Regions from separate parts of the Homo sapiens genome. Here region 2 is linked to region 1. A link is an interaction called in ENCODE POLR2A ChIA-PET data of the cell type or tissue named here. Cell type or tissue: K562. All regions are shown on one strand. Links, peaks and the distances in the headings refer to the core of each region. The heading gives the core; the rest is flanking DNA.

Evidence for each region. ChIA-PET counts read pairs that join two places held together with the same protein. Peaks named below come from ENCODE experiments on the same cell type or tissue, not always from the same donor. Only the 100,000 strongest peaks of a DNase experiment are listed, where the experiment ranks them.
Region 2: POLR2A ChIA-PET joins it to region 1 with 5 read pairs; 4 of 35 experiments call an interaction of 5 or more read pairs at or near these places.

Annotation. Positions count from the first base shown.
Region 1 is chr2:28,626,478-28,629,391 of GRCh38, reverse strand. PLB1 (phospholipase B1) reads right to left here. Exons shown (of 58, transcript NM_153021.5): 51 at 2,884-2,914; 52 at 764-829; 53 at 207-298. Among named protein-coding and RNA genes, the nearest start is that of PPP1CB-DT, 120 kb to the left of the region's middle. In K562, for the core only: no CTCF peak of the experiment used is centred there; a DNase peak (open chromatin) is centred at 1,528; H3K27me3 peaks cover 1,832 bases.
Region 2 is chr2:28,859,402-28,862,315 of GRCh38, reverse strand. It overlaps TRMT61B (tRNA methyltransferase 61B), which reads left to right. Exons shown (of 7, transcript NM_017910.4): 3 at 1,008-1,198. Among named protein-coding and RNA genes, the nearest start is that of TRMT61B, 9.4 kb to the left of the region's middle. In K562, for the core only: no CTCF peak of the experiment used is centred there; no DNase peak of the experiment used is centred there.

The DNA of each region.
Region 1 (2,914 bases), core at 254-2,753:
AAGGGGGTCCAGAGAAATGAGGCACCTTGCATACAGTAGGCATTTGCAAATGTAGAGGTACTTCCTGATGTTGTCCAAGCCCCTGAGCCATGTCTACCCTCTGGCAGGCCTGCCTGGCTCTGCCTCAACTGGTCTCCTCCTTTGGCACCTGCAAGCCCTCCTCACCCCAGGTGCCCTTGCCTTGGGACGGTGACCTGTCCACTTACTGAGCTGCCAGCATGGCACATTTCCCGCCTTGGCCCTGGTACAGGCTAGCCAGCTCCATGACCTCCACCACGTTGACGAAAGCCCTTGGGAGCTGCAGGGAGTGGAGGGTGGTTTCGTTAGGGCACTGGCTACTGCTGGGAGGAACCTGGGGGTCATCTACAATCCAATTCCCACTCCCCTCAATTTTACCAATGAAGAAACTGAGGCCCAGAGAGGGGATGCAACTTGTAGTATCTCACTGAATCTTCTTGAGTGGCCCCGCTTTATAGGTTGAGAAACTGAGACACAGGGAAGTCACTTGCCCGAAGCCACAGTGCTGGGCGCAAACCTGGGCCAATTGGTTCAGAGGCAAGCTCATTGCTACCACACAACCCTGTCTCTGGCCAAGTGAGAATTTTCCCTGCAGAGGAGCTTGACAGCCACCTCCCTCCCTGCCATCCAGGTGCTCACTCATGGCGGGTCTCTGCTCCGTGAGCATCTCACTGAACACAGCCTGCCTACATGCATCCCAGGGAGGTGGCTGGCGGGACCCAGGAACACGTAACCCCTCTCCTACCTCCTCAGAGAGGATGTCCAGGGCCTGTTGGATGTGCTGAACATATTCCGTGGCCAAGTGGGCCTCCTGTAAGGAAAAAAGGGTACTCTCTTTAGCCCCTGGTGCCCGCTCTGAGAGAATGGCAAGAGCATAGGAGGGCTCTGGGGCCTGGGCTAAATGACTGAGTGGGTACAGAGGGGCTTCGGTGGTCCTGGTCAAACTGAGAAGCCCAGTTCTTGTTGCTGCTGAGTCTCTGTAAGGAATCATCCCTTGTCCCCTACTAGACACCATGAACAATCCCAACCCCCACCCTGCTCTACATAATCTCAGACCCAACAGTGGACTCTGCCAGTGCTGGGTCCTGCCACTTTTTGGCCTTGGCTCTCGGCAGTCCCATCCGTCATCTGACCTCAGCCTTCTCCAGCCCCTTGCCATGCCCTGGGTGGCCACACTTCCTTTTTCCTTTGGGCTTTGGTCCATGCTGGTCCCACTGCCTGAAATGTTTTGCTCTCCTGTGTTCCCCTAACTTCTATCCCCTGTGACTCAGTGTAAGGTTCTCTTCCTCTGAACCATCTCCCCAGTAGGAGGCTGATTTAGAGGTGTGTCCACAGCATCCTGGGTGATGCAAACAAGGTACATAGTAGGTGCTCAGTAAGTCCTTGCAGGCTGAATCTCAGGGCTTTGCTTTATAGCAGAGGGAGATGGGCCTCTATTTTTAGATGTGGCTCTGGGCTACAGGCCCAGAAGGTGTCACAGGCTGATACCAGTGGGGGTGCGGGTGGTAACCTGAAGCTCTTATACTCATGGAAGAAAGCATGTCCACAGGAAGTGGGAGTTGAGGCACCCACAAAGCAGCACCACTCAGGCAGGAGGGGAGAGCTCAGGCAGCCCATTATTTTTTCTGGAGACGAAGAGCTGAGGCCAGGTGAGATACCGTGCACTCAATTCCAGCACACTGATGGGCATAGGACCAGTGCTGTTCGCTGAGTTTCTGGCCACAGCCACCAGAAGGGGTACTGGGAGTTGGGAAGAAGGGGAAAGGAACAAGATAGACAATCCATGCCGAAGAGTTAAAATAGAGGAGAGGGGACCTCGTGTCTCCCAGAGTTTCTGCCTTTCCCCCTTTCCTTCTTTTTAAAACAGTCTGAGTTAATCCTAGTCGGGGCAGCCCAGCCCTTTCAACTAAACTACGCTCTCGGAAGTATAAACCTGACTGTTCCCATGAAGAACACACATCCTGGGACTAGTAGAGGGCATTTCCCTACGCCAGCGTCCACAGTGTCCACGCAGCTCTGGGGTCCAGGTATCCCCGGAGTCCAGAACACAGCAATACTTAAATCCCCATGAGTTAGGGTCACTTCTGCCTCTAGAGTGTGGGTGGTCAGGGAGAGAACTGAGGGGAAGAGGTTTGGAAAACCAACTCCTGTGTGTGGGAGGATACTTCTCATCAAGCCTCTGGTAGTTGGCCTCTGTGAGCCACAAGGAGTGATAAATGCCTTTTCCCCCACACCACCATCTGTGACTGTCAAACATTCGACCACAATCTCTGAGGCTGGGCAGCTGCCTTTTCCCGGCCAAATAAAATACAGAATGTCCCCAACTTAGAACAAGATGTATTCCAAAATAAAAACTTTTGGAAGTTACAACTTCCAGAAGTTTGTGAGTCTGGACATATTTCCCCATGGAAACATCAGGAACAGGTTTGGGCTCCCAGGGCCACCACTGAGGTTTGGTTAACTCGTGATGACCCATCCAACCCCATTTAGAACATTGTTTTGCCCTTCCTCAAAATGAAACAGGGCAGGGATGGGGTGAGGATGGCTAGTCCCCTATCTGGTACCAGAGGTCATATTTGTGTGGATAAGAGAGGCCTCACCTCAGCAGTGCCTACAGTGGGTCCACCTTGGCCTTACTTCTGGAATTGGGGAACCAATGCACCTGCTCTTCCAGGGGTCGCTCAGGCAGTAGAAAAGGCTGGGCCTTGCCTGGCATGTGTAAACCAGGGAGGGCCTGGGGCAGCAGGCAAATGTGGTTCCCATGAGCAAGGAGCTCGGGGCAGGGCCAGGGATGGATGGGCAAGGATGTTGCCAGAGGTCAGCACCTTCCTTCTCAGGTCCCCATGGGGTTGGTCGGGGGCCTACCGGATTCTCACAGTAATGACACAAGTCGTTG
Region 2 (2,914 bases), core at 189-2,688, 230 kb before region 1:
ATTAAAAATGATAAACTTTATTCACTTTTTAGATTGATACAGATAAAAAGTTCAATAACTTAGGGAGAGTATGGAGATACAGGTATTCTTTTTTTTTTTTTTTTTTTTTTTGAGACGGAGTCTTGCACTGTCACCCAGGCTGGAGTGCAGTGGCGCATCTTGGCTCACTGCAATCTCTGCCTCCCAGGTTCACGCCTTTCTCCTGCCTCAGTCTCCCGAGTAGCTGGGACTACAGGCATGTGCCACAACACCTGGCTAATTTTTTGTATTTTTTTTAGTAGAGACAGGGTTTCACCGTGTTAGCCAGGATGGTCTCAATCACCTGACCTCATGATCTGCCCGCCTCGGCCTCCCAAAGTGCTGGGATTACAGGCGGGAGCCACTGCGACCGGCCTGAGATACAGGTATTCTAATACATTGCTGGTTGGCATATAAGTTGACACCACTTACGTGGAGGACAATGTAATATTATGTGAATAAATTCACATACCCCTTGAGCCAGCAATTCCATTTTTAGGACTTTATCCTGTAGAGATATACTGGCTTGATACAAAGACTTAGGTATAAGAATTTTCATTGCAGTATTGTTTATATTAGCATATGACTAGAAACAAGCTAAATGTTCATCGTAGCCATACAGTGAATATAATGCCTGTTAAAAAAGAATGCAGTACATCTAGAAGCACTGAAATGACATTGGTAAGTAAGAAGGAAGGTACAGGACAGTGTGTATAATACACCACAGTGTGTATTAAAAACACAGAGAGATACTTGGCATGCTTGTATAGGCAGTGACTATCATGGGAAAGGTAAATAGCTGGTAATGTGGTTGCCTCTGAAGAGGGAGGGAGATTAATTGGAGATCAGGGATAGGAGATCAGACTTGTAACATTGAACTATTTGAATTATTTTTTTCACATACATGTAGTACCTTTGCAAAATACATTTTTGACACTTTTTAATAAACTGATTAATATTATGAAATATCAAATTATTTTTTACTTAAGTTGGATCACAAGGACGAGTCATAAGTTTTGAGGTACGAAAAGACCACCATGATCTGGCTAAGAAGAATTACAAACACTGGCGTGATTCATGGAAATTAAGTCATGTAGAAGAGTGGCCAGACAATGTGGATTTTATTCATAAGGACATTTCAGGAGCAACCGAAGACATAAAATCTTTAACATTTGACGCAGTAAGTTTTCTAACGTGGGTCCTGTGTTATTACTTTGACTATAAAGAAGATAGGGGTCAGGCTTCTTTTGTATGGGCAAAGGTCTTCCTTCGTTTGCTTCATGTCTATCTCTAGGGATTGAAAGAATATTTTCGTTTCATGCCTTTTAATCTCATGGTGGGATTTGGGACAGAGAGACATACTGAGTTACCGAGTTGGGTGCTGAAGTTGTCATTGAATGTGGGGTAATGACTGAAAGCTAGGACCAAAGACTAGTTGAGCATCATGAACCTCAGCATTTCTAGGATGAATCATACTTTGGAAGCAGCATTGGAAGCATATTGAACCCGGCACCTAACCTGAACTGTGAGATTTGGGGGAATAAGTAGCTTCCATTTGACAGGGAATAGGCAGAAGGCATCTTTAGTTAGTTGAAGTCAGGATATCAAGGGGAGTGTGTTCATTGAAGATGTCGAGGACAGAGGTGTTTATCATGAACAAAGCTCCAGAAAGTGGAGCAGAGACATTGTGAGGAAGAGAAACACTGGGAAGTTGACTTAGGGAAAAGAAGCAGAGAAGATGAAAGTAAAAAGATAGATGACAAGAGAGGATACATTAAGCTGCGATCAAACATGGTGGAGATCTGGGACATGGAAGTATTTGCTGGCTGAAGAGTTTCAGAATTCCTTGGTGATGCCACTTCACAGTTCATAGCTTCACACTATGGACTGAGGCCTTGGTTAGGAGTCTTTCTTCCTTTCCTTAATTGGCTGCTGGAAGGATGGACTGTTTTGGTGAGAAATGAAGCAAAGTTCAAAGAGGAGAGAAAATCTTTTTTTTTTTTTTTTTTTTTTTTTTTTTTTTTTGGCAACAGAGTCTCATTCTGTTGCTTAGGGTGGAGTGCAGTGGTACAGTCTCAGCTCACTGCAACCTCCGCCTGCCGGGTTCAAGCGATTCTCCTGCCTCAGCCTCCCAAGTACCTGGGATTACAGGTGCACGCCACCATGGCCAGCTAATTTTTGTATTTTTAGTAGAGATGGGGTTTCACCATGTTGGCCAGGCTGGTCTCGAACTCCTAACCTTAGGTGATCTGCCCATCTCAGTCTCCCAAAGTGCTGGGATTACAGGCATGAGCCACTGTGCCTGGCCATGAAAATGATTTTTATCAGCACTGGCTTCCAGCTCTGATATAACTAAAACCTATAGTTTTAGTGGCACAGCTTCCTGTACAGAAAGACCTCAGTTCTTTTTTCTCATTTATGGCTTGCATGTTACAGCTCAATAAGGGGGAAAGAGCTCTGTTTAGGTCATCCATAGGAATGTCAAAAATACCTGCGAGATTAAATTGGTCATCAGAATTTTGCTTGATGAGCATGAAACACAACAAAGGATTTTAATGATATCATTGAAGCTTTGTAGAAACCTGCTGAACCATTCCTGATCTAAAAAGAACACTCTTTTTTAGATTTATTCAGCTGAATCTCTCTTGAATAATAGTGCCAGATGATTACTCAATATGAGGGAATAGAGAAGGAGAGGGGGTGTCAGCTGCTGGGGGAGAGTTATATACCGTTAGGACCAAAGAATTATAGTTGGTGTTCATAAATAATTATAATACAGAACTGTTAAGTAGAAGCTAGATCATGAATAATTTCCTTTTCTTAAGAACGTTTCTAAAAATTGTACATTGGTAAGAGTACTGCTTGAGGGTTGGTGTTTGATCAAAGATCAAAAGGC